Regions from separate parts of the Homo sapiens genome. Here region 1 is linked to region 2. Evidence: chromatin loops called from intact Hi-C (ENCODE). Cell type or tissue: mammary epithelial cell. All regions are shown on one strand. Links, peaks and the distances in the headings refer to the core of each region. The heading gives the core; the rest is flanking DNA.

Region 1 (12,439 bases), core at 4,440-12,439, 170 kb before region 2:
CTCTCATCGAAAGTCACACAGTCTGAAATGCTACTGTGTCTCTTAACTCCTTTTCTTTATAGGTTTCTCTCTGACAACTCTTATTTTCTCTCAATGATTACTTCAATAAGTAATCATCGTCCATTGACTAAATACCAGATACAAGCTGTGTAGCCTAGAGCAAATTACTTAACCTCCGTTTCATCTTTTGTAAAATGGGGATGTTAATAATATCTGGGTCCTTGAGTTGGGAATTAGATGAGTTATATATAAAGCACTCAGACTAGAGGCTGAAAAACAGTAAACATGATGTAAATGTTTGCTGTTATGATGATCCACAAGAGCACAAGACAGTCTCTGCTCCTGCCTGATTCTCACGAATGTAATTATAACCTGACGAGTGCTACTACGGAAAATTACACAGAATGTGTGAATTTATATCAGGGGGTACTAGTGGCGGGGAAAAGGTGGGGATTAAGGAAACGTTTCCTGAGTGAACTGAGACCCGAAGGCTCAGTGAATAACCAGGTGAAGGATGAGTTGGAGTTTGGGCGGGGGGTGTTCTGAGCTGAGGTCACAGAGAGGCAAAGGCCTTGAGGAGGGGAAATATGACCAACTTGAGAAGCCCGAAGAAGAACAGCATTTTAATATACAGACTCAAGTATAAGATGACAAAATGCAGAATAAACGTAGTTTCCATTTAAATTGTATGGCGACTGGTGTGTATGTATTCATTAACTTTCTTTCTGGTCTTTGTAAATCGCGTGATCTGCATTCCCAGAGACACTTGTGTCTACAGCTCTCTTGAGAATCCCCATTAGATGGCCCTTTTTTCTCCTGTGTAGTCTGAAATACAGTTTTAACTGAGGCTGAAATGGTGTTTGCAGCTTAAAGCACTTTTACCCGCTATGTGGAAAGAGAGCTAGCGAAGGGCTTGGTATACAGTAGGTGGATGGCAAATGAGGGCTCCCCCCAAGGAGCTTGTTTGTGTTCCCTTCAGGTTTTCTGTCCACCTCCAGTCTCCTTCTGGTTGCTCCATGGTGCCCGGGAGTCTCCATGGTCCGGTTTCCCCATCAGTATCTGTTCCCCCTCCCCCTGCCCCTCTCTGTCTTGGGTCCTGGCGGCCCCGCTGTGCCCTGGGTCTCCCTTCCCCGTCTCTCTCTGGGTCCTGGTTACCCACAGTGTCCCAGGGGTCTCCATGGCTCTGTCTCCCCCTCTCTGTCTCTGGATCCTGGCTGTTGCACATTGTTCGGAGGTCTCCATGGCTCGCTCTCCCCGTCGCCGTCTCTCTCTCTGGGACCTGGCGGCCCCACTGTGCCCTGGGTCTCCGTGGGTCTCCCCTCCCAGTCTCTCTCTGGGTCCTGGTGGACCCTTGGTTCCTCGAGGGGCTCCCTGGCCAGCAGCGCCCTCCGCGCCGCACCTCACCCTCTCCCGTCTCTCCCCACCAGGTCACAACGCCGACGACATGGTGGACACCGTGCTCATGAACTTCCTGCGGGGCGGCTGGCCCGGGGCGGGGGCCTGGGCTCTCCGGGCTAGGGGGGTGCCCTTCCGCGCTGCCGCCCGCTGCAGTTCGCCTCGCAGGAGGTGGTGCCGTACGGGCACTTCCGCCGCCTCGACTACTTCTCAGAAGAGAGGAGCGCCCGGGACCTGCTCAAGCGCCTGGAGGCGCCGCGGCCGTCGGCGGTGCTGGACCTGGTGCACTCGGCCGAACGCCTGGCGCTGGCCTCGGCCGCGCGGCCCCCGCGCCCCGGCGCCTGCCCCCGCTGTGGGGCGCTGGCCAGCCGCGCGCTCTGCCAGGCCTGCTCCCTCCTGGACGGCCTGAACCGCGGTCGGCCCCGCCTGGCCATCGGCAAGGGCCGCCGGGGGCTGGACGAGGAGGCGACGCCGGGGACGCCCGGGGATCCGGCCCGGGCCCCCACTTCCGAGACCGTCCCCACCTTCTAGCGACTCCGGGCCTCCCGCCGGGATCCGACGCGCCCGGGTGAGGTCTGCCTGTAAATGACACTGTGAATAAACCCGTTACCTTACCTGGCCTTCCATGTGAGGTGGGAGGGGGATGGGGGCCCAGTGACCTGAAACCCTGAAGCTGGGACCCCAGACTTCGGGGTCTCAGGGAGGAAGGGTCTCGAGCTGGCCTTCTGGCTCTGAGGGAGGAGGGGGCTGGGGGGCCATCCTAGGTCTGAGAGAGGAGAGGACCAGGACTAGGGCTAGAGGAAGTGGGGCTGGGGACCCCAGGCATCTGTGGCTGAGGAAGGAGGGCCTGGGGTCGTGGACTCCTGGATCTCAGGGAGGAGGGGGCTGAACACCTTGTGATTCCTGAGCGAGTGGGGGTTGGTTGGGGACCTCCTGCCCAGTTCTCTGCTGGTTCTGGGTGCGCTCAGCATGGTCCTGACCCTCCTTGAGCACCAGATTCCTGATGTTTCCTGTTTGCCCGCAGTGGGGTAAGCGGAGTGACGTGACTTGATGGACACACGCCATTCACAGCCCCCGTCACGATGCCTCCCTTCCAGCGCTTCGTGTGCAGCGCGTGCTGCACCCTCATTTCGTCTCCTCCACGGCCTCACTGGCAGTAGCCTGAGCCGCAGTAACTGACCTGGGGGCTCCCACCAGGTTGGCCTGGCTCCAGAGCTGTCAGAGATTTTGGGATTGCCTTTCCCCCATGCTATCCTGTCCTCATCCATCACCACCTGAATCTCCCTTGCCGTCTCTTGTCATAGGTAAGGAGGGGCTGGTGGGCTTTGCAGACCTCTCAAGCTCTGAAGGCAGAGCTGCGCGAGCCTGAATCGCCGCTTAACTCTTCTGACCTTCTATTTCCTCCTCTGAAAATAGAAGCAACCCTCCCTCTCCACTCCCCCGACATCAGGGTACTCTTGGGAGGATTCAGTAACTTGGTTGTTCATATTAAGGTTTGGCCACCAGGGAGCTTTTAGTTTCAGGATTGCTGCTCAGCTGGTCCTGAAAGGAGTGAGGCCCAGAAACTTCCTGCCTAACCTGTGGGAGATTTGGTGTTCTCAGTCCCACCTCCGAGCTTTGCTGGCTTGCCTCCCTAGTCAGGAATGCCTTCCCTTTCCCATCTGCCTGCTCAAACCCTCCAGGGTCCTTACAGAAAGAGGACCTTCCTGATTCTCCCCTCCCACCCAGTCCAGGGCGTAGGGATCTCCCAAACCCCACCCCATAGGTCCCCCACCCATAGGTCCTGTCCTGACTCTGTGGCCTTCCCACCGTTTTGGGTTATGCTCTCCCTAATTAGACTGATCATTAAGGGCAAAGACCAGACCTCTCTCCCCATCGGACAATAACAGCATTATTCATCCAAGAAACACTTATTGAGCACCTAATGTGTGCAGGGGCTGTTCTAGGCACTGGTGAGAGAAAAAAGACAGAGTCTTTCATGGAACTTAGGGCCTTGTGGGAAAGACACCTATATAATGTCAGATAATTAGTGCTGTAGATAAGAAATAACATAAAGGGAAAAGGTGTAAAGAGCTGTTATTTTAGTTTGAAAGGCCAGGGCCTCTTTGAGAAGGTGACTTTGGGGCAGAGATCAAACAAAGCAAGCGAGGTTTCTAGCCATGATAGAGAAGCTAATGTCAGAACAACACTTCCACACTAAGACTGAGACCAAATGGAAAAACAGTACACACATACACACACAAAAACAATCTGATGACATTGGAGAGCTACCAAGTTGGCCAGGATCGCAGAGAAAAGGGAAGCTCATTCTCCTGGAGGGGCCAAAAGGCTAAGGAAGCAAGCAGAAAGCAGAGGATAAGAAGATGGGAACCTGAGTTGAGCTTTCAGCAGTGTTATGGCTGGGGCTGGAGACAGAAATCATGGTGGCCAGGTGCAGTGGCTCATGCCTATAATCCCAGCACTTTGGGGTGCCAACGTGAGAGGATCTCTTGAGCTCAGGAGTTTGAGGCCAGCCTGGGCAACATACAGAGACCCTGTCTCTACAAAAAAAAAAATTAATAAAATTAAATAAATACAAATAGATCATGGAGCCTGGTGCTACCAAGGTAGACAGGACTTGAGGGACCAAAACCCTGGAAGGAAGGGAAGATCACTGAGGTGAGCCCAACATGTTTAAACTCTCCTCTCAGCAGTCTGATGGAACTGGGTAAGCCAAATTTGATGTTCCGGGTCTGATAAGGAGAGGCCCAGTAAACACCCCAAACCTTCCATTAGAACTCAAGAAGGGTTACAGATTAAAAGTAAGGGTCGGCCGGGCGCAGTGGCTCACACCTGTAATCCCAGCACTTTGGGAGGCCAAGGTGGGCGGATCACGCGGTCAGGAGATCGAGACCATCCTGGCTAACACGGTGAAACCCTGTCTCTACTAAAAATACAAAAAATTAGCCGGGCGTGGTGGCGGGCGCCTGTAGTCCTAGCTACTCAGGAGGCTGAGGCAGGAGAATGGCGTGAACTCAGGAGGTGGAGCTTGCAGTGAGCTGAGATCGCGCCACTGCACTCCAGCCTGGGAAACAGAGTGAGACTCCGTCCCCCCCGCCAAAAAATATGGGTCAACTGGGAGTAGACCTGCCCACAAAAAGACCAAAACCCATCTTCAAACTCACTCAGCCTGGGGCTGGCTTAAGGGATCTGTCCCTATTCCACTTGCCAGAAAGCAAAAATAGGGTAGCCCTAGCCACATGAGCCGATTTATCTTTAAATTAATTAAAATAAAATTAAGGATTAAGTCCTCAGTCACCCTAAACACCTTTCAAGTGCTCCTTACCACCATATTGAACAATGCAGACACAATGCCTCCATCGTCATGAAAGTTCCATCGCACAGTGCTGTTCTAGACTGTACTAGAATCCAGAGGAGGAAAATTTCAGTCAGAGCTCAAAAAAATCTCTGCAGTTTTTCAAACAAAATACTAGAAATTCAACTAAAAATTAAAAAGTTGACAAGCATGCCAGGAGATATGACAAAATTGTTGAATACCAAGAGGCTGGGCATCAAGCACAGATGTATTTACAGGTGTTCTAGATATGAGTTTTAGGTATGGACTTTAATTGTCATCACGTAAAAACAGATGCTAAAATGGAGAGTTTCACCATTGTATTGGATTACATTTTTAAAAGAACCATTAAAATTGTGAATGTGATTAATAATAATAACCAGGCAGAATGGAGTAACTAGTACCAGACTTACCCTCCTGCTGTAAACAACTATAAAATAGCATAATGTATTAGGCAGTTTTCCCTGCTTTGCTCCACATGCAGGCCATCTTCCCAATTGCCAGCCCTGGGGATGACCAACACCAGCCTCAAATCTACCACCACCTGCTTGGCTGTGTGCTTACAGAGGTAGTAGCTACGCAGGCAACAGTTTTCCATAGAACTTTCTGAGATCCCCCTTTGGGGGTCCCATGGTAACAATGGGCATACTTGGCTTTTCATATATCCCTGCACGCTCTGTCTTGCCTACCCACACCTGTTCTTCAATGGAACTGCTTAATGATGCTCTCATGATCATCCTGCCTTCTCCAAAGCATCACTTTCCAGCTCTACCACATTTGCATTAAGTTCTAGGTCCTCTAGTGAGCGCTCTATTCTCATAAAACTCTTGGCTGCTGTTTCCCTGGCCACACTCTTGTCTGGTGGAGTGATGAAAACCTATGGAGATAATTTTAAGCTCTGGGTCACATTATCCTTCTTCAGGGCATATTTACTGTTGCTTGTGGCAAGCCGACCACTTCAATTTGATCAGATATTGAGGAAATTTGGTCTGGCTTTAATCCTTATGAGGTATCATCTAGTTCCAACTCATCCTTACTCTACAAGGTCCCAACCACAGCACTACAGTGTTTACCATGGCCCTTTTTCCTTGGCAAGCCCTCAGCCATAACTTTTATCATTCTATCCCCATGAGATTCAAATGTTCTACTTAGCTTTTCAGTCTATGCTTGGAATCAGCAACCTGTTTCATCCAAAGGATTGGGTTGTGGAAGACATGAAGGACCCTGAGCTGAAAGCAGAGGACCCAGCTCGGGGCTGATCCACAGGCCACTCCTGGTACCATACCCTCCTCTGTTCCCCAGGTCCTCCCTCTCCCTGCAAGTGCTGACCCAGACACCTGACATTCACATCCTAGGTATCCTGGAATCTGGGTGCAATGGGGCTCTGACTTCCCCATGTCAGAGCCTGCTGAGGATATAGGACACCCAAGAACTGTTACTGGGAATGGGTCACCCTGAGACACACCTCCCTCCACCCCCACACACACTTATTGTGGTTGTGATGATCAGAAGAGCTTGCACCTTGCACTTTTCTCACTCCAGGATCCCCAGATGGACCCAGATCCAGTTCGTGGCTATTGGTTCTGGAAGGGGGCCATCCTCACCTGGATCCTCCAGTACCAAACATAACAGAGTCTAAAATGTGAAAGAAGAAGGCAATGGCAAATCTACCTTCTCTGAGGCCTCCAAACTCGCAACTGGCCCTCAAGGATGAGAGGTGCTCAGATATGGGACACGGGAACACCTAAGCTCTCTGTAAGTAGAGTAGTACTCTACCTTTCACATTTAGAGGTTATGTTTTCTATTTGTGACAATATCTCACTAAAAGTCTTCTCCTCATGAGGGAAAAATGTCATGCTCCCCTCCTTCTTGGCATCTCTGTTGCTCAGTGAAGGTCCCCAAGGAGGTGGAATCAGCCTACGGTTCTTGGTGTCTCTTCTGCAGCTTTTGACCTGGTCTATTTGTGGAAATAGGAGGATCATGGAAATGGAAATGTTGACCTCTTCCACAAACCAAAAGACATAGGCTCTTCTAGAGTAAACACAAAAATTTCAAGATGAGAGATCAAAGCATGAGAATACAGAGGCAGTTTGTCCTGTACCACATCTTCAAATCTCAGACCTGCAGCTTCTATCCTGCATATTTCTCCAAGCTGTACCCCAAAATGATGACGAAGGACCTTCTGTGAAGTCACATTTCCTGCAATCCTCTTGTCCCTGCACCTGCACAGCAGGGGCAACAGCAGCATCTTGGGTTTGGAGGGGGGTGAGTCTGGGACTCCTGACATCGCCTGATGAGTCTCTTCTACCTGGAGATCAAGGCAGCTACAGAAAGAGCACAGCTAGAGACTTTTCCTGGATTGAGCTGCTCCAAGTTCCTCTCTCTGTTAGGAGTCCTCTTCCCTCAAACAACTACCAGGGAAGTGAAAGCTGACCTCCTTTTACCCCAGGCCTACTGATAACCTGTTCAGTGCCCCCTGCCATCTCATTCCTCACTCAGATGTTGCCTCCTCCAGGCATCCATTCCTACCTCTCCTCAGAAAATGAATGGGGCATGCCCCACCTCTTCTCTGTTCACTTGGAACTCGGAGATCTCTCTCAGAGCAGAAGAGTGTAGGAGCCCTGAAACTGAATCTTCTGCCCCTCCACCCATCACACAAGAAGTCACGAGAAGGTGGAACTGAAACTCACCTGCAAGGGGGGCCCTTCATGGTCAGAGACGGTGACTCAGAACTGAGGCCCTGGCTCCAGCTTCACACTCGACTGTGATGTTTGTGGTTTTTCTGGTGTCAATTTGAGTTCAGAAAGTCACTGAATTTTTGTATGTCTCCTCGCTTATTCTCAGGTTTCTGATAAGCCCTTCACTCACACCTTCAGTGTGAGTTTTGACTTCTTGACAGTTCCTCCAGCCCTATGGGCCTCCCATCTTCACAGTATTTATCAGATCTCTCCCTCCTTAACGCACATCCATTTTACCCTGACATTGCCTTGCCTGTTCTGCCCTTCATGACAACTCTCTCCATCCTGTGGTCCACTGAGGCCCCAGGATCCTTTTCCTAGTCTAAACACTTACTATTCATGTAGAATGAAGGAAAACTTAGAATTTATTTCTGTGACCCCTCAGCTCCAAATATAACTTCACAACCAGCCTTCTAATAGATCCTTCATTCCTTCATTTGAGCTGATTCAGGATTTGGCACAGAGTCAGGTATGGAAAAGGATCACATATCATGTTCTGTTTTTCAGAACACCATGACAGGACAAATAAGGGATTCAAAGCAAGAGCAAATTATCAACTCACTGGAAAAGGAAGGGAGGAAGAGATGGAGCCTACCACATAGAAGGTTTCCTGGAAGGAGTGAGGGCAGAGTCAGCCCAGAGAGGCAAGGATCCCAGTGGCCTGTGAGAAATGCACCATCTCTCTGAAGTTAAGTCTTCTCTTCCCTAAAATGAGGGGGACTTCAGAAGAAGACTGAGGAGGAGTTTGAATGTCCTCTGACCAGCACCTCTGTCCTGCAGCACAGAATGTAACCAACTCTGCTTTCCAACCTTCTTACCTCTGCATTTGAGACAGGACAGAGTTCTGCTCCCAGGGGGCGCTCCACCCGCCATGCCCGATTTGGGGAACAACTAGCCCAGGGTTGGCGCTGTCCATGGTTCTGCACCACAACTGTGCTCTGAGTTCAGGAAACTCCCAACTCTGCCATGGACACGAATTTACAAGCACACGGTTCTGAGCTGTAGGCCAGCGGGGCACCTAAGTCAGAGAGGCTTCGAAAAGGCTGGGTCCCTTTTGGGAAGGAGAGGCCAGGGAAAGAGACTTATCGCTGTGCTTTTCCTCTCACTCCTCTTGTTGAGCTAAGGATCATTCTTTTGAATTGTAGTACCGGCCTGGCTAAGGGACAGGGAAGAACAAGGTATTTTTCTGAAGTTCCAGATTATGCTGATGTTGCTGGCTCTTGGACCACGCTTTAAGTAGCAAGTCCGTGCCTGGATCTCCTCTCGGATAAGGGTTTAGGAAAGAGATGGACATTCACTGAAGCTCCCCAAGTTCCAGACTCAGGGCTGTGCTTTTCTATATATGCCTCATTTAATCTTCATAACCAACCTAAGAGAGGTTTGGTTAATAATTCTCATTTGACAGAGTGGGAAACAGAGACTGGATGTATACGCGATTTCATGGGGTCTCACATTATTGGTGCATATATATATGTGTGTGTGTGTGTGTGTGTGTGTGTGTGTATATTTTTTTTCTTTTTTTTTTTTTTTGAGACAAAGTCTCACTCTGTCACCCATGCTGGACTGCAGTGTCATGATCTCAGCTCACTGCAGTCTCAACCTCCAGGGCACAAGTGATCCTCCCATCTCAGCCTCCTGAGTAGCTGGGACCACAGGCACCTGCCACCATGCCCAACTCATTTTTGTTTATTTTTTGTAGAGATGGGTTCTTACTATGTTGCCCAGGCTCTTCTTGAACTCCTGGGCTCAAGCGATCATCCCATCTCAGCCTTCCAAGTAGCTAGGACCACAGGTGTGTGCTTCCATGCCCACTAACTTTTTTTTCTTTTTGTAGAGACAGGGTCTCACTACATTGCCAGACTCGTTCCAAACACCTGGGCTCAAGTGATCCTCCTGCCTCACTCTCCCAAAGTGCTGGGATTACAGGCATGAGCCACTGAGCCTGGTGATATTTTCCACTGTGATGTTGTCAAATCTATCAAGATTTTTGGTAAGAAGGATGAGTTTTTATTAACTTTTTGTCATAATCTCCTTAAAGAAAATTATTTTTTCTTCAAAAAATTTAAGAAAAGATGACTATCAGAAGATCAGACATTTCCTAGCTTGCAATATTTTTCCATGTTTGTGTTATCAGAAATATACTTACCATTCACATTGTGTGATCATCTGTTATGCTGAGAAATAGAACATGCGGGCACCCCAGGAATCTTAGAACCCCTCTTTGTTTCCCACCCTCCCTGACCTTCTTATGAGTACCACCTTGCTGATATTTGGGATTATCCTTTTCCCTGCCTTTGCCCATAAGCATAATACCTGTGTATATATTTTTAAGCAAGAATAATTGCTTTAAACATTCACACAAATGGAACAATGTGGTAATGTGTATTTTGTATGGCCAAATAGGACTGCACTAGCTTTCCTTTTATTAATGTCGGCATAATATACTTTCACTTTTGGCCTTCTCTATCCTTGTACTTTACGTGTATATGTTGTAAAGATCATATACTTGGAATCCATCCAAGTGGACTCTGTTTTAAACTGAAGCATTTATCCAATTATATTTAACATAAATATCCCATGTTATATTTTGTTTTCTGTATGTGTCACCAATTCTACATTACTTTATTTCTCCGTTTTGTTTGTTTGTTTTGTTTACTAAGTAATTTTGTTGTTGTTTGGCTTTTTGTTTGTTTTTTGAGACAAGGTCTCACTCTATCACTCGGCTTACTGCAGTCTCCACCTTCCGGGCTCAGGTGATCCTCCTGTCTCGGCCTCCCAAGTAGCTGGGACTACAGGCATATGCTACCATGCCTGGCTAAATTTTTTGTACTTTTTTGTAGAGGTGTGTTTTGCCATGTTGCCTAGGCTATTCTTGAACTCCTGGGCTCAAGTGATTCTCCACCCCTCGGCCTCTCGAAGTGCTAGGATTACAGGTGTGAGCCACTGCGCCTGGCTGGTTTACTAAGTTTTTAATAGTATACCTTTAGTGATCACTAGGTTGAAAGTTATATATTATGATTCTGTTCTTTTAGCCGTCATGAGAAAAATTTACAGCATGCCTTATTAACCTATCAAAGTCTTTAGTAAATGAAAACCTCTCTCTCCTCCTGGATAATATATGGATATTGGGACATGTAAAATACACTTACCTTGGTACTTAACTATTGTGATTGTCAGGAATTCTAAACTATCTTTTGTTTTTATTAAAGCTCCCCCATTTACTTGCTCTGAAAGATCATTATTGCTTTCTCATTTTTGAGTTGACTTTACTGAGTATAGATTGCAAATTGATGTTAGAAATAGTATTTGCCTTCTTCTACTCTCCAGGTTGCTACTGATAATTCAGTTGTCAATTAAATGACTTTTCTTTTGAAGGTGATCCTTTTTCTCTGGTAGCTGTTCAGATTTTTTTCCTTGTCTTCAGTTTTGATTCAGCCTTACCTTGACACAAACCCAATGTAGGGATGGTCTCTTTTGACATTTGCAACCTTTCGCTGGGCCACAGACTTAACCTTCATTTCCAGAGCCACATGCAAGACCAAAGAACCAAAGCTTCCTTTTTCAATATGAGCAAATGCCCCTGGGAATTTTGGCTTAGTGATTCTGCTTACTTCTCTGGGTTCAGCCTTTCCCCAGAATTTTGGCCTAAGTTTCCATTTTCTTTTCAGGCATTCTATACTATTTAAGGGAAGGATTCTTTTTCTACTCATTTTTTCCCCAAAAGATTTTATTATTTTCAACACAAGGCTTGATCAAAATTATCTAACCTGTCATAACCAAAACAGTAGTCACAATTCACCTTCTTTACAGTGATGAAAATGAAGTTTGGGTGGTAGATATTGAGAATCAATGTCCTCCCAGTACTCCACTGGAATTATCCACTCATTTCCTCATGACCACTTGCTGAAGTTTCTAACATTGTCATTTATCTGGGTTTGGAGATACCCTAGATAAGTAACTGGAGAATTTTTAGCTGCTTTTGGTTTAGCATTTTAAAAAATAAATTAGTTCAATTTTAGAGGAGGGAGAGTATAAGTTCTTTCTTCAGTCCACTCTTCCAACTCAAGACCACCCATTAACTCATGTTTGGAGGAAAAGATAGTGTAAGCCAGATGAAAGCAAGGAGGCATGGCTTCCAGGAGGAGGAATCTCAAATTGCAAAGACAGTGTGGTATGAACCAGCATGAAAGGCTTAAGGAAGGGTTAGGCAAGAGGAAAGTATAAATGAATAGATAGCAGGGAGATCATGAAGGACTTTATGTGTCAGGGGAGATGCTTGTGATATATTGTCTAAGGCCAGGGGGCCGTGAATGGGTTTGGGCAGGAAAGAGTTAGACTCAACTCTTTGGCTGTTGGAAGGATTCCTATGGGTCTCATAAATGAAGGACTGGAGCCAAAGGAATATGATGCAAGGATTGCAGGTAAAAGTGGGCAAAGATATGACTCTGGCAAGGATATAAGATCCCACATCATGAACCAAGTGCCAGGCTGAGGGGCTGGTCTTTCCTAGGGAGTCTTCGAAGAGTTTTGGGAAGGGGAGTGACACCAACATATTGCTGCCCTGTTTTTTGTGCCTGGTCATCCCCAGCCTTGAGAGAACTTGCCAGCAGGACCTTTCTATTCAAGGAAGAGAGACCAGAAAGCACTGAGCACAACGCCCTGTTCCAGGACCCATGTTGGTTGATTTCCATGTGTTGATTTCTTTAATGTTCACAACAACCTTTGAGGTAGCATGCATGATCTCTGATTTACAGAATGGGAAACTGAGGCACAGAGGGATGCAGTGAATTGCTTGATGACAGTGCCAGGGCCTAGATTTGAGCCCACCTCTCTAATTCCATCTGCTTGGAGCACTTAAACATCAGTTAATGTTAACATTGCCACAAGGGCTCTTCGTGCTTCAGCAAGTGGTCCCTGACTTGTCCTTTCCCCCAGACAGGCTGTGGCTCCTCCAGCCAGGACTGAACTCTGG
Region 2 (16,997 bases), core at 5,313-13,312:
TCCTTTATAAATTACCCAGTCTCAGGCAGTTCTTTACAGCAGTATGAAAACAGACTGTCCAGGTACGGTGGCTCATGCCTGTAATCCCAGCACTTTGGGGGGCCGAGATGGGCGGATCACAAAGTCAGGAGATCGAGACCATCCTGGCTAACACGGTGAAACCCCGTCTCTACTAAAAATACAAAAAATGAGCCGGGCGTGGTGGCGGGCACCTGTAGTCCCAGCTACTCGGGAGGCTGAGGCAGGAAAATGGCGCGAACCCGGGAGGCGGAGCTTGCAGTGAGCCGAGATCGCGCCACTGCACTCCAGCCTGGGCGACAGTGGGAGACTCCATCTCAAAAAAAAAAGAAAAAAGAAAACAGACTAATACAGTGGGTTTGGACAAAAGTATAATGACTTGTATTCACCATTACAGTATCATACAGACTCGTTTCATTGCCCTAAAAATTTTCTATGCCCTGCCTATTCACCCCTACCTCCTCCCTATCCCCTGGAAACCACTGATATTTTCATTGTCTTTATAGTTTTTTCCTGTTCCAGGATGTCATATAGTAGAAATCATGAAGTATGTAGCCTTTTACGATTGGCATCTGTCATTTAGTAGGATGCATTTAAAGTTTCCTCCATGTCTTTTCATAGACTGATAGCTCATTACTTTTTAGCATTGAATAATGTCCACTGTCTGGATGTACCATCATTTATTTATCCATTCACCTACTGAAAAACATCTTGGTTGCTTCCCAATTGGACAATTATAAATAAAGCTGCTATAAACATCCATGTGCAGGTTTTTGTGTGGACAGAAGTTTATAACTTGTTTGGATAAATACCAAAGAACATGATTGCTGGATTGTATGGTAAGCATATGTTTAGTTGCATGGGAAACTGCCAAACTCTCTTCCAAGGTGGCTGTATCATTTTGCATTCCCACCAATAATGAATGAGGATGTTCCATGTCTTTGCCAGCATTTGGTTGTGTCAGTGTTCTGGATTTTGGCCATTTCTAATAGGTGTAGGGTGGTATCTCACTGTTTTAACTTGCATTTCCCTGATGATATATGATGTGTATCACCCTCTCATATGTTAACCTGGCATCTGTATATCTTCTTTCTTGAGGTGCCTGTTAAGGGCTTGGCCCATTTTTAAAATGGGCTTTCTGTGTCCTTATTGTTGAGTTTTAGGAGTTCTTTGAATATTTTGGATAACAGTCCTTTATCTGATATGTCTCCTGCAACACTCTCCCATAGAGCAGATTTTTTTTTTTTTTAGATTTTTTTTTTTTTGAGACAGAGTCTCACTCTGTCACCCACACTGGAGTGCAGTGGCACCATCACAGCTCACAGCAGCCTCAACCTCACGGACTCAAGTGATCCCCCCACTTCATCCTCCCAAGTAGCTAGGACTGCAGGTATGCACCACTATGCCCAGCTAATCATTTATTTTCTGTAGAAATGGGGGTCTCACTTTGTTGCCTAGGCTGGTCTCAAATTCCTGGGCTCAAGTGATCCTCCCACCTCAGCCTCCCAAAGTGCTGGGATTACAGGTGTGAGCCACCATGCCCAGCCAGAAATTTTCAATTTTAATAAGAATTGCCTTCTTGATTCTTTCTTTCACGGATTATATCTTTTGTTTTGTAATTACAAAGTCATTGTCAAACCAAACGTCATCTAGATTTTCTCCTATGTTATCTTCTAGGTGTTTTATAGTTTTGTCTTTTACATTTAGGTCTGCGATCCATTTTAAGTTAATTTTAGCAAAGCATGTAAGGTCTGTTTCTAAAGTTACTTTTTTGCACATGGATGTCTAGTCATTCCAGAACCATTTGTTGAAAAGACTATCTTTTCTCCATTGAATTGCCTTTGCTCCTTTGATAAAGATCACTTGACAATATTAATGTGAGTCTATTTCTGGGCTCTCTTATTCAGTTCCATTGATCTATTTGTCTGTTCTTTTGCCTGTAGTACACTGTCTTGGTTACTGTAGCTTTACAGTATGTCTTGAAATCAGATGGTGTCAGTCCTCCAACTTTGCTCTTCTTGTTCAATATTATGTTGGCTATACTGGGTCTTTTCCCTGTCCATGTAAACTTTAGAATCAGTTTGTTATATCCACAGAATAAATTGCTGGAATTTTTATTGGGATTGTACTGAATCCAAAGATCAAATTGAGGAAAACTGACATCTTGACAATCTTGAATCTTCCTAGCCCTGTACATGGACTATCTCTCAATTTCTTCAGTTCTTCTATAATTTCTTTCATCAGAGTGTTGTAGTTTTTCTCATATAGATCTTGTACATATTTTGTTAGATTTTTACTCAGTGTTTCATTTCTGAGGGACATAATGTAAATAGTATTGTGTTTTTAATTTCAAATTCCATTTGCTCACTGTTGGTATCTAGGAAAGTGATTGATTTTTTTGTACTCTGCAACCCTGCTATAATCACTTATTACTTCCAGGAATGTTTGTTATCCAATCTTTTGGATTTTCTGCATAGATGATCATGTCAGTTGTGAACAAAATAGTTTTTTTTTCTTCCTTTCCAATATGCATACCTTTTTAGTTTGTTTTTAATTGAATTAGCTAAGACTTCAGCAATGCTGAAAACCAATATGAGAGAAGACGTCCTTGCCTTGTTCCTGGCCTTACTGGGAAAGCGTCAAGTTTCCCACTGTTAAGTATAATGTTAGCTGTAGGATTTTTTGTAGGCATTGTTTATCAGATTGAGGAAGTTCCTCTTTATTCCCAGGTTACTGAGCATTTTTAAAAATTATGAATGAGTGTTGAATTTTGTCAAATACTTTTTCTGCTTCTACTGATATAACTATGTGGTTTTTTCATTAGTCTGTTGATGTAATTGATTACATTAATTAATTTTTGAAATTTGAACTAGACTTGCATACCTGGCATGAATAATTTTTATACTTTGTTTTATACATTACATTATAGTAGTTTAGACATTTTTGGGTTTGATTTCCTAATATGTTTTTGAGAATTTTTGCATCTATGTTCATGAGAGTTATTGGTCTGTAGTTTTGTTTTCTTGTAATGTCTTTAAATGGATTTGGTTATTAGGGTGATCGTGGATTTATCATGAGTTAGAAAGTCCTCCTTCTGTGTCTGTATTCTCAAAGTTCCTCATTCTTTTTAATTTTTGCATTGTATTTTATTGGATGAATGTAACAAAATTTAATCTGACCAAATTGCTTTTGATCTTTTGCTCATTACAAAAAAAAAGCTACAATGAATACCTGTGCACACACACATTCCTTTGCATGACTGTGTGTTTGTCTATAGAAAAAAATTACAATAGTTTGTAACCTAAGTGTCTATCAACAGATGAATGAACAAAAAAAAATTGTTCATATACATAATGGAGTACTATTCTGCCATGAAAAATAATGAGACTCTGTCATTTGCAACAACATGGATGGAACTGGAGGTCATTATGTTAAGTGAAATGGATCAGGCACAGAAAGACAAACTTTGTATGTTCTCACTTATTTGTGGGAGCTAAAAATCAAAACAATTGAACTCATGGAGATAGAGAATAGAAGGATGGTTACCAGAAATTGGGAAGGGTGGCAGGAGTCGGGGGAGAAGTGGGGATGGTTAATGCGTACAAAAAGAACAGAAAGAATGAATGAAACCTAGTATTCAAAGGCACAATAGAGTGAATATAGTCAATGATAAGTTAATTATATATTTTTTAAAAACTAAAAGAGTATAACTGGATTCTTTATAATCCAAAGGACGAATATTTGAGGGAATGGATACTCTATTTTCTATGATGTGATTATTACACATTGCATGCCTGATATCAAAGTATCTCATGTACCCCATAAATATATACAACTACTATGTACTATGTACCGACAAAAATTAAAAATTAAAAAAAGTAATACTAAAAAAGATCGTTTGTAATTTAGTTGATTTCTCTGCTCTTATCTACTATCAGAGCTATAAAGCCCATTGCCACATCTTAGGAAGACAACTTTTCTGAAAAACAAATAGTGATCTATTTCTTGACATGAGTGGGAGTACATGAGCATTTTGTTTTACACAAATATATTAATCTTCACGTTTATCTTTTTCTCATTGTGTGTGTTTGTGTGTGGGGTGGTTGTTATAGTCCACATTTTAAAAGCTAAGAGAAATAAGTCAGCTGGATGTAGCGGCTCATGCCTGTAACCCCACCACTTTGGGAGGCCGAGGTGGGCGAATTGCTTGGGCCCAGGAGTTCGAGACCAGCCTGGGAAACATAGTGAGACCTCGTCTCTACTGAAAATACAAAAATTACCTGGGCTTGGTGGTGCGTGCCTGTAGATCCAGCTGAAGGACTGGGGCTGAGGTGGGAGGATAGCTTGAGCCCGGGAGGCGAAGGCGGCAGTGAGCTATGATTGTGGCACTGCACTCCAGCCTGGGTGACACAGCGAGACCTTGTTTCAAATAAAAGAGGAAAAAACGAAAAATAAGTCAATCGAATTCGGGTCCCCTTTTCTTTATACCAGTAAAGCTTCATAGCTCCTGAAATTAGGCTGCTTGAAGCAGGACACCTTTCATATAGGTGCTGCAATTCTCTAAATTCATACTTGCTAGGACAGGGAGGGTCAAAGGCAGCAGGAGGAAGCCATCCCCGGCATGACTGGCTCGGGTCTCCTGGGCTCGTGAAAACGAACTCATTAGACATCGAGCTCCCTCTTGTGGCAGCTAAAAGAAAACACAAGGAAATGCAACTCTTGCTTCACTCAGTTCTGTGACCGCATTGGGAGATAACCCTTGGAAAGCTTGATTATTTGTGGGCTAGCTCGCCCAGAATACATTTCTAAGCACATCTGTACAAGTAACTTTGTTCTTTCAATGCAGAAAGTCCCCTTCATTCCAAAATGTACATTCCAGAGACGGTGGAGGCTAGAGATCTCTCCTGTATCTCATCCCATTCTATGAGTTACCAGTGCCATTAGACGAAAGAAAGTCCATGTAAATGCTTAGGATGCTGGCGACTGTTCAACTGTGATTCCATTCTATCTTTCCATCTCATGCCTCCTGCGGCTCCAAACACCATCTAGTTAACTGCGTCCCGAATGTTGACCTACACTGATGCTGTTTCATCAGAGTCAATTGGGGAGGTGTTTGTTTGTTTGTTTGTTTGTTTTAATATGGGTTAGGTCACTGCAACATCAAAGCATCTTGATTTATAAAGTTTGGAGCAGAGCACAATAATCTGTGTTTAATCACAGATTAACTTTGTTCCCTTTAGGTATTCCCTGGTAAATTGTAATGTGCAATCAGATTCCCCTGTTTTCTTTTTTTGTTTTGTTTTGTTTTTGAGTCAGGGTCTTGCTCTATGGTCAAGGCTGGAGTGCAGTGGTGCAATCATAGCTCACTGAAGCCTCAACCTCACCAGCTCAAGCGATCATCCCACCTCTGTCTCCCGAGTAGGTGGGACCACAGGAACATGCCACCACACGGGGCTTATTTCTGTGTGAGCCACTGCGCCCAGCAATGATTCCCCTGCTTTCTAGCAGTTGAATAAATACTCTTTTAACTAGAGGACATAATAAGAACTAATATTAGACCATGAGAATTAGAACTAATATTACCTCTTGGAAACACGGATATATCTTTATGGTCCACACCATAGAACAAATGGTCTTTTTTATATGCGGTGGTAACACAGCCATTGGGAGGGAAACATGGGGAGAAGTCCTAGTTAGGAAAGCAAATTTGGAGAGTGAGGCTGTGATCGTGAAATCACAGGTGTGGACAAGCTAAGCTGTCAATACTTTGTTCTTCTGAAAGAAGAGGTTCTCAGCAACAGTGAACAGAATTAATAATTTATCAGAAAAAAGTCCCCCATGCCCTTTACACCTCAATTCTTACCACAAATAGCAAACCAACTAAATCTGGATCTGATTTTTGTATGTACACACAAAGCACATAACAGTTACTGAGAAACACAGTGAAAGAGGAAGGACAACCTCTGATACAAAAAGAGCCAATATCGCCTCCAAAAACTATGTCCCTTACTCTCCCTCCCTCAGGTCCTAACACTAACTTCCTGTCCCAATTTGTAGGGAAGTAGGTGCTCAATGGTTCCTCTTGCCCAGTGTGTTCTCTTCCAGTTGAAATGGCAATCTAGGCATAAAGTTTGGAAGATAGAGTCAAAGAATTAACTACTAATGATGGAGATTTTGTGAGACCCACACAGAGTTGGGAGGCTTGCTGGTTGATAAAACTCCTGGCAATTCATAATGTTTCACCTATTCTAAGTCACACTTGAGCTAATATTATACCAGGTTGTCCCTGTGTTAGTTATCTATTGCTGCAGGCAAATCACCCTCAAAACATGGCTTAAAACAATAGTAATCTAATTTACTATCTGTTACAATTTCTCTGGGTCAGGAATTTGGAAGTTTCTGGCTTGAGTGTTTCTGGATTGAAATCTCTCATGAGTTTGTAGTCAGATGTGAGCTGAGGCTGCAATTATCTGAAGGCTTGACTGAGGCTAGAAAATTCACTTCCAGGTGACATAATCCCATAGATAATGAGTTGTTGCTGGAAAGTTGCTTCCTCACCACAGAACTGCTGGAGTAGTCTCATAACGTGGCTGATGGTATCTCCCAGGATGAGTGATCTGAGGGGGAAAGCGTTAAATGGAAGTTTCATTCTTTTTATGAACTACACTTGGAAGGGATATAGCATTACTTCTGCCATACTCCATTGGTCAGGGCAGTCACAAGTCCTGGTCCAGATTGAAGAGGAGGGGGAAAAAATCCTCACTTCTCTGTGGAAGGAGTGGGAGGAGTGTGAATTACCTGTACAGACAACATGTGGGATGAGATAAATATGTAACATAGATATCAGTGGAAAATATAGTCTGCCACTGTCTCTAGAGATCATTCTAGATAGTCAAATCACGGTAAACATTTTACCAGTCACGATGGGTATCTAGACTATGGGAATAGGAATGTAATTTCAAGCCCAGTTTTAAGAAAGGGCAAGATTTTAAAAATTTATATAGGTTATGCTGTTGTACATCAAGTACAATTTCTTCCCAGTTGGCACCTCCTATCCCGTTCTTGTTACAGTCAAAAAACCATAAGAGGAAGTAGATACATTCAGAGAAATCTAGTTTCTATCCTTGATCATTCTAACATGTTTCCTGCTTCTACAGTTTCAGTGGCAGGAACAGAAGCTGTTCCTGGGATCAGCAACATGGACTTTGACTTGCCAAGGCCAATCTGGCTACACTCACTGCTGAGTGCCCAATCTGCCCACAGCAGAGATGGACACTGAGTCCCTGATATGGCACCATTCCCTGGGTAATCACCCAGCTCCCCAGTGGCAGGTTGAACACACTGGACCACTTCCCTTGTGGGAGAAGCAGAGCCTCGTTTTTATCGGGATAGATGTTAACTCTGAACATGAATGTGCTTTCTCTGTACATAATGCTTCTGCCAAAACTATCATCTGTGGACTTACAGAATGCCTTGTCCATCATCATGGCATTCCATACAGCATTGGTTTGATTGTGGGATTAAATTCACAGCAAATAAACTGTGGCAATGGGTCCACACTCTGGAATTCACTGGTCCTACCATATTGTCCATTTTGAGTAGCCGGCTTGAAGGAATGGTAGGATGACCTTTTGAAGACTTACCCAAGTACCAGCTAGCAGGCAATACCTTGCAGGGCTGGAGCAATATCCTTTAGGAAGCTATACATACTCTAAATCAGCACTCAGTGTATGGTGCTCTCTCTCCCATAACTAGAATCCAAGGATCCAGGAATGAAGGGGTAGAAATGGGAATTGTATCACTCATTATTACCTTTAGTGATCCACTAGAAAAATTTCTGCTTCCCATCCTCATGACCTTATGCTGTGTTGGCTCAGAGGTCTTGGTTCCAAAGGAAGAAATGTATCCACCCAGCGACACAACAATGTTTCTACTGAACTGGAAGGTACCACTGCCCATCACTACTTTGGGCTCCTCTTGCTCTGAATCAGCAGGCAAAGAAGGGAGTTACTGTATGGATGGGGTGACTGATCCTGGCTACTAAGAAGGAAATTGGTATGCTACTATATTATATAGAGATAATGAAGAACATGTCTGGAATATGACAGACCCATTAGGGCAGCTCTGAGTACCACCTTGTTTTGTTATTAAAGTCCATGTAAAACCACAGCTCTATCAAGCAGGACTGTAATGCCCCAGATCTTTCAGGAATGAAGGTTTGGGTTTCCCCACTAGGCACAGATGATGACCAACTGAGGTACTAGTTGAGGGAAAATGGAAAATGGATTGAGGAGTGAAAGATGGTAGTTATAAATACTACCATGATCGCAGAATCAGTTACAGAAGTGAAGACTATCATTTTAATGAATATTTCTTATTTTGTCATGAACAAATTTGTGTGTTTCAAAAATTTTTGTTTTCTTTCCTCTTTTGTCTCATTATCACATAACATAAAATGTATTAATAATAGGTAATTTTAAATCATGGTGTTTATATTAGAGGAGATCAAAAAGAAGAGAGAAGGCTGGGTGTGGTGGCTCACGCCTATAATCCCAGCACTTTGGGAGGCCAAGGCGGGTAGGTCACTTGAGGTCAGTAGTTTGAGAACAGCCTGGCCAATGTGATAAAACCCCGTCTCCACTAAAAACATAAAAAGTAGCCTGGTGTGGTGCTGTGCACCTATAATCCCAGCTACTTGGGATGCTGAGGCAGGAGAATCCCTTGAACTCAGGATGCGGAGGTTGCAGTGAGGTGACATTGCACCACTGCACTGCAGCCTGGACAAAGAAAAAGAAGAAGAGGAAGAGGAAGAGGAGGAGGAGGAGAAGTATAGGAGGAGGAGGAGGGGAAGGGGAAGAGGAAGACGAAGGAGAAGGAGGAGAAGAAGAAACATCACCCAAGGACTCTGCATCCTCTTCTGGAGAAAGAGTCAGTGCATTTTTGGCTATAAGGAAGATAGGTGTATCATGTTAGGAGGAAGGAGGACTTTGTTCTTACCTTTCTTTGGAAAATAAACATGATTTAAGGAAACGTGTATGGGTGACTGGATGACAAGAATGGACTGTGAGGGTTAGCTTTGTGTGTCAATGCGGCTAGGCTATAGTGTCCTCCTCATCAAAAATTATTATAGATGTTGCAGTGAATTTCTTTTCAGATATGATGAACATTTACTACCAACTGACTTTAAGTAAAGCAGACTAAACTTTATAATATGAATGAGCCTGAAACAAAAAATTGAGAAATTTTAAGAGCAGAACCAAGGTTTCCATGAAGAAGAAGAAACTCTCTGTGGACTGAAGCATCAACTACAGCCTGGGAGTTTCCAGCCTTCCCTTCCTGATGGTCTGCCCTATGGATTTCAGACTTACTGAGCCAGCTTCCAAAGTCTCATAAACCAATAAATCTCATATATATATATAAGTTCTATTTACCTGGTAGAACCCTGACTGATATATGTTTTCAGTGCTTTCCCCCCAGAGAGGTGGGAAAAAAGGTCTACTGCTCTGTAAAAAACCGAACATAATTATTATTGCTTTAAAATTCCTCATTTGATTCTTTATCATCTGACATCCCAGGTACTTACACTAATTATTTTTATTTATCTATGGAAACTCTGTAATTATGAACTGTGTTTTGAAACGCCAATAATATCTACTTAATTTCTCATTGAAATAAGGCTTTATATTTTGCTCTATTTAAAAACTGTCATATTACTTTTATCGCTTCTGTACTTTCTATTAAAAATCACATATTCTGAGAAAAAACAGAGGAATGATAAAACATTAACTAATATAAATGAGTAGGTATTGAGAGGAAGAGATGGAGGTGGTCTCTCTTTTTCTCTCTCTCTCTCTACTGTATCATTAAATTTTTTGTTATTGCCATCAGCATATATATATGTATATATATGTGTATATATGTATATATATGTGTATATATGTATATATGTGTATATATGTGTGTATATATGCATATATGTGTATATATATGTATATATATGTATATAAAATATGTTCTCTAATCTAACTGAAAAAAAAAAACTCTGTAGCACAAACCTCCTTCTGAACGTTACAACCAATCTCTGTTCTCCTTGACAGCAAATACAAGGGCCACTACCACTTCAGTTCTCTACTTCCTCATTTCACATTTTCACAACAACCCATTCTATATGGGTTCCTTTCCTGATTACTGCACCAGGACTACTCTTATTATGGATAACAGTGACATCTGTTGCCATGTTACCGCACTGCAGGTTCAGACATTTGGTGCTTGGCTAAGAATCCAATGGGGGGAAATCTACCATCTCTCAGGTAACAGTGGAATCTTATGCCCCTAAGCATATATGACTCAGTTGACCAGTCCTTTCATCTTTGAATAGATAATGTTCCTGGTGACATCACTCGTGTTTGGTTTCCCTCCCACCTCAGTGACTTCTCTTTCTCAATTTCCTTGATTGGCCCTTTTCTGACTTTTAAATATTGGTGTACCCAAGGGCCCAATTCTAGACCCCCTCACCTATTTGTGTCAATGTAGTCATCCTAGGTAATTTGTCCCTATAACTTGAAATCCCACCTGTCCATTGATGACCCCTCCCAAATCTCCATCATAATCCACAACCTCTTCTCAGAAGAAGTCCTGACTGGTATCTACCTCCCTCCTCTGCATTTCCACTTGAAAATCTAACTGAAGTATTTTATGTGGCATGACCAAAACAGAACTATCAATCTGATTCTTCCCAAGAAACTGATTGCCATGTTTTCCACATCATTTCCAATTTTAGAAAAAGTCACCACCCTCTACCTAATATCTTAAGTACCAAATATGAGTTATTCCTGATTCTTTTACTGTCATCCATCACCAAATCACATTGACTCTATGTCAGAAACATCGATCAAATCTGTGTGTTTCTTTTCTATGCACTGCTATCACGTGACTCCAATCCACCTCCATCTGGATGACTGTAATAGTCTCCTAATTCTTCTTTCTGCTTCCACTCTTGCTTTGTAGCAATCCATCTTTACAAACCTTTTTCATAGTGTAAGCATCATCATGCTCCTCCCCTGATTAACACCCTATAATAGCTGTCTATTGCACTAATAAAACAAACATTTAAAGCCTTTCTCTAGGAAAGCCTCATATTATCTGGTTCTTGCGTATTCTCTCACGTCATGTTTCTTCTCACTTATTATGATGTAACTACACTAGTAGTATTTTTATTTCTCAAACACACCAAGCTTACTCTTGTCTCACAGTCTTTGTACTAACCACTCCTCTGCCTGGAATATTTCTTCTCTTGAACTTCTGAAACCACCTTTGCAAAACTATGACCGAGACAGTGAAAGAGCTCTAATTTAATCAACTCCATCTTGCTTCTAACCTCCGAGCTGTCCTTGTTCATTTCTGGGTGTAGGCTGAACTGACTTTGGGAAAAACTTAGTTTGTAGTTTAAAACAAAGATGATAACAGCCCTTTCCCAAAGCAGACCTCCTTCTTCCCTGGGGACTAGATTGCCTTGTAGAACTAACATTAGCCACAAGATTAGAAATTATGGTTTAGGAGTCATGCAGCTGGAGGCTACAAGATTCTGACCCTCCCTAAACTGCTCCTAAGATCAGTGTTTGAGATATTTTGCAGACTCTACACTTGATGGATCAGCTGGCACCACCCAGATGGATAAACTGGCTCATCTGATCTTGTGGCCTCCACCCAGGAACTGACTCACTGCAAGAAGACAGTTTCAATTCCCTGTGATTTCATCTCTGACCCAACCAATCAACACTCTTGGCTCCCCGGCTTCCCCCCACCCACCAAGTTCTTCTTCAAAACTCTGCTCTCTGAATGGTTGGGGAGGCTGATTTGAGTAATAATGAAACTCCAGTCTCCTGCATAGCTGGCTCTGCGTGACTTACTCTTTCTCTGTTGCAATTTCCCCGCCTTGATAAATTGACTCTGTCTAGGCAGCCGGCAAGGTGAACCCATTGGGTGGTTACACTTCACATTAGCAGTTCATGTAATTCTGATTTCAGCTCACATGTCACCTCCTCAAGATATTGTTTTCTGAGCCTCTAAGATAAAGTAGCCTCTCAGTCACTCTCCATTCTAGTCCATGAAACTGTACTTATTCTCTTGATAACCTTCATTGCTGCCTTCTGTCAATCACAAAATTACCCTTTTCCCTCAATCTTTACAATCACTGATCTGAGTGCCTTTGCATTTCTCACTCTCTGTCTCTTCATCTATTGAAACAGCCTCTGCATTCACCTGCTATTCTGTGAAAGGGGAGTAGATTTCCACCGAATGATGTCTGCGCCAGTTCTGGTAGAGCTTGGTAAGCATGAGTTAGAAATTTGGAAACCACTGGAGAATGAAGAGCAGGGGAATGTCATGATTTGCTATGTTTTTAAAATTTTTATATTGACTCTGAAGCCGAATAGCAACTTTCAAAAGAGTAAATATTTTCCATTTTAATTAAGTCCAATTTATACTTTTTTCTTCTATGGATTGTGCTTTTGGTGTCGTGTCTATGAACTCCCTGCTTAGCCTTAAGTCTTCACTATTTCTTCTATGTTTTCTTCTAAAAAGTTAGTAGTTTTGCATTTAATATTTAAATCTGTAATCCATTTTGGATTAGTTTTTATAAAGGAGGTAAAACTTAGATTGAGGGTTTTTTGTTTGTTTTTATTTATTTATTTTTTTTCGAGACGGAGTTTCGCTCCTGTCGCCCAGGCTGGAGTGCTGTGGCACAACCTCGGCTCACTGCAAGCTCCGCCCTGCCGGGTTCACGCCATTCTCCTGCTTCAGCCTCCCGAGTAGCTGGGACTACAGGCGCCCACCACCACGCCCGGCTAATTTTTTGTATTTTTAGTAGAGACAGGTTTCACCGTGTTAGCCAGGATGGTCTCGATCTCCTGACCTCGTGATCCACCCGCCTCGGCCTCCTAAAGTGCTGGGACTACAGGTGTGAGCCACCGCGCCCTGCCTAGAATCTCTTACATGTTCTCACTCCTAAGTGGGAGTTGAACAATGAGAACACATGGACACAGGGATGGGGAATATCACACACTGGGGTCTGTCGGGGGCTGGGGGGCTAGGGGAGGGATAGCATTAGGAGAAATACCTAATGCAGATGACAGGTTGATGGGTGCAGCAAACCACCATGGCACATGTATACCTATGAAACAAACCTGCACATTCTGCACGTGTACCCCAGAACTTAAAGTAAAAAAGAAAAGAAAAGAAATTATTCTTCAACTTCACATTCTTCTACTCACTCCAAAGAGTCTATTGTACTCCAAAGCGTCTATTAAGTATGCCCTTAACAAGCTCCCCATCCCCAGAGATATGTTCTTCATCTGGATTTTATATTCCACCAGCTGGGTCCTTGCTCTGGGAAGTTCTAGGTCCTGATCTCCTGGAGAGAGTCACTGTCATGTAATTTTCACAGCAGAAGTTAGCCCAAGGGACAGGAGGAGGAGTAAGAGAACTGAAACCAGTTGGGGAACAGGAAACAGAAAGCAGAGCTCCTTCTGATTTTTAATGGCCCTAAGAACACACCAATATACTACTTGTTTTAATAGCAGTGGATTGTTGTGGGCCCATTTAGGAACTAAAGTACCTGACTGTGTTTCTCAACCTCAGTCTTTGTGGGATGCAGAGATTCAACCCTCTCAACCTAAAGGGCCAAGGAATCTGGGTGTCCAGGACCCTTCTCTCTCCAAGGGTCAAGGTAAAGAGAGGAGCAAGTACTGTAATGATGTCAGAGGCACTGGAACCAGAGCAACTCCATGTTGAATAGTAGCTGGGTAAAATTAGGCTGAGACCTACTGGGCTGCATTCCCAGACAGTGAAGGCATTCTAAGTCACAGGATGAGATAGGAGTTCAGCACAAAAAAACAGGTCATAAAGACCTTGCTGATAAAACAGGTTGCAGTAAAGAAGCCGGCCAAAAGCCACCAAAATCAAGATGGCCACGAGAGTGACCTCTGGTCGTCCTCACTGCTACACCCCCACCAGTGCCATGACAGGTTACAGATGCCATGGCAACGTCAGGAAGTTACCCTATATGGTCTAAAAAGGGGAGGAATGAATAATCCACCCCTTGTTTAGCGTATCATCAAGAAATAACCATAAAAATGGCCAACTAGCAGCCCTCAGGGCTACTTTGTCTATGGAATAGCCATGCTTTATTCCTTTACTTTCTTAATAAACTTGTTTTCACTTTATTCTATGGAGTCACGCTGAATTCTTCCTTGTGCGAGATCAAGAACCCTCCCTTGGGGTCTGGATCAGGACCCCTTCCAGTAACAGAAGAATTAGAGGGAAGCAATGAAAGGCAGAATGAAGACGAGAAGGATGGAGACCAAAACCACTGAGAGATTGAAGGGAGGCAGAGAAGTTGACAGGACAGAGCATCCACACCCAGGCACCCCAAGATTAACCCCATAATTTTTGGCTCCAGTGGAAGCTCATTTGTAGGTTTCTAGTGCAAAGAGGTGGTGGGCTTTCTGAAATATTAGGTTCTATCCAAGGGTATCAGAGTGGTATGGAGATAAATGGGAAGCAGAGACAGAAATAAGGTAGTCCACCTAAAAGCATTATTCCCAAGGCTTTGTGTCATTAAGGCTGTTTACAATTTTAAGTAGTTTATAATTTAAAATTACACCTAACAATGGCTTAAACCAAAGACAACATTTATGGTTTATTTGCTTTCCAAGAATTTTGCAAGTGAGTAGTACTAAATTACTTTCTGTCCAAATTATATCATTTAATAAGTTTATTTTGATCTTTTCACTTTTTCATCACTATTTTGGTGTGTTTTTTTTTTCCTGGAAATTGCCACCTCACGGCCCCAAGATAGCTGCCATAGCTCCTGGTCTCACAATACAGCATCTCATGCCAGGAAGATAGGGATGAAATGAAAAAATACTGAAAATTTTAGATCTGAGGCGAGATATGTTCAGATTTATTTTATAAAAATTTATCTTTGGGTCCTAATAACAAGAAGCATTTTAGAAGATTCCCAAGGAAGGAAGGGTAAGAAGTATAGATGTGTCTAAGAGGCACAAGGAAACCAAAATACTGTGTGTGTGTGATGGTTGGGAGGGGGGAATTAAAATAAGGGAAATGGCAGAGGACACCATTATGCATAAAGGAGAAGGACCCAGATGTCAAGAGAAAAAAAGAGGCAAAGGACCCCACAGAGACTAATTGCCAAACACATTTGCAAGTCTTTTGAAGTCCAATTATTCTTCCTAAAACTGGGTTCCTGGATGCCTCTGCATGTTTCCCATAAACTCTCGTTATTAAAACATAAGCAGTTGGGTATGGTGGCTCACACCTGTAATCCCAGCACTTTGGGAGGTCGAGGTGGACGGATCACCAGGCTGGTCAGGAGTTCGAGACCAGCCTGGCCAACACGGCGAGACCCCATCTGTGCTAAAAATACAGAAATAAGCCGAGCATGGTGGCGCATGCCTATAATCCCAGCTACTCAGGAGGCTGAGGCAGGAGAATCACTTGAACCTGGGAAGTGGAGGTTGCGGTGAGCTGAGATCATGCCACTGTATTCCAACCTGGTTGACAGATCAAGACTCCATCTAAAAAAAAAAAAAAAAAAAACAAAAAACCAAAACATAAGTAGGTTTTCTTTCTTGCTACGAAATGGCCCATGATTAACAAAAATGCCTAGAGGCAAGTAAACAGAATAAGAGTCTTAAAATGAACTTTCACTCCAATGGGGCAAAAATCATCTAAGGATCGTCTCAGTCAGACATGGGTGAGACTCAAAGTATGATTCATCCTGAGGCAAATTCCTCTTCAGCTGTAAGCCTGTTAAATCAGACAATTACGTGCTTTCGAAAATATAGTGGTGGGACAATCTAGGATTGACATTCCCATATCAAAAAGGAGAAATAGGAAGGAAGAAAGGGGAACCAGATCCTGAGGAAGTCCAAAACAATGTGGCAAATACATTTTAAGGCCTCAGTATAATGTTCTTTGACTCCATGTTCTGCTTTTTGGACACATTGGAGCTGGGGTTGGGCCACAACAGCTCTGGGCAGAACCACCATCATGGCTTTGCTGGGTGTAGCTGATGCAGCAGCTCTCAGGGGCTGAAGTCAGGTGCTGTAGCTCCCCAAGGGTGGTATTGCACACAGGTGGCTACACTGTTCTGAGGTCTCAGGGGCAGCCTCACCCCCAGGGTTCCACTGGACATTGCCCTAGTGGAGGCACTCTGTGGTGGCCCCATCCCCGCTGCTGTACTGGGCATTCTCTTAATGCCATCATATTGGGGGAGGGACTCTCTGTGGAGAGACAGAGAGTCTCTGGAGACAGCCCTCTCCCTGAGTTGCATGCCTGCGACTCCAGGTAGCACCTTCCTTCAAAATCTAAGGGGAGGCAGCCACAACCCCGCAGCTCATGCACTCTGTGCCCTGGTGGAGATGACACCACACAGATGTAGCCTTGGCTTACAGCCTGTGCCATCCAGAGAAGTGGCCTGAGCCGCAGTCTGGCGTGCTTGAGCCAAAGCTTGGAAGGCCAAGGAGTGCTATACTGGAATATGGGGAATACAATCTTGAAATTGTTTGCCGCCAAAACCTTGAAATTGTTTGCATTCTGTGCCTGTGATGGGCAGGGAAGATGTGAAGATCTGTGAGATGCCTTCAGAGTCATTCTTCCATTGTCTTGATGAATACTATCTGGCTTCTATCCATGCTAATCTCCGTATCAAATGTTCACTTACCCACACCATTGGTGTTCTCCCCTGAACATACTTTTGCACTTTTTACAGGCTGAGAATTTTCCAAATCTTTAGGTTCTACTTCCTTTTTGATTATAATTGCCTTTTTTTTTTTTTTTTTTTTGAGATGGAGTCTTACTCTATCACCCAGGCTGGGGTGCGCAGTGGCGCGATCTCGGCCCACTGCAAACTCTACCTCCCAGGTTCAAGCAATTCTCTTGCCTCAGCCTCTGAGTAG

Evidence for each region. Peaks named below come from ENCODE experiments on the same cell type or tissue, not always from the same donor. Only the 100,000 strongest peaks of a DNase experiment are listed, where the experiment ranks them.
Region 1: a loop joins it to region 2, with 13 times the contacts of the local background. A loop is called at or near these places in 10 of 110 quality-filtered maps.

The regions. Positions count from the first base shown.
Region 1 is chr19:51,599,784-51,612,222 of GRCh38, forward strand. SIGLEC5 (sialic acid binding Ig like lectin 5) reads right to left here. Exons shown (of 9, transcript NM_003830.4): 9 at 11,177-12,439. It also overlaps the pseudogene LOC339352. Among named protein-coding and RNA genes, the nearest start is that of LINC01530, 12 kb to the left of the region's middle. RefSeq lists an enhancer at 7,271-7,630. In mammary epithelial cell, for the core only: a CTCF peak has its summit at 8,336; a DNase peak (open chromatin) is centred at 8,378.
Region 2 is chr19:51,773,347-51,790,343 of GRCh38, forward strand. LOC105372448 (a long non-coding RNA gene) reads right to left here and starts at 10,263. Exons shown (of 3, transcript XR_936049.2): 1 at 10,074-10,263; 2 at 7,831-8,000; 3 at 6,353-6,635. RefSeq lists a silencer at 4,470-4,764. In mammary epithelial cell, for the core only: a CTCF peak has its summit at 10,262; DNase peaks (open chromatin) are centred at 10,295 and 11,825; H3K27ac peaks cover 1,290 bases.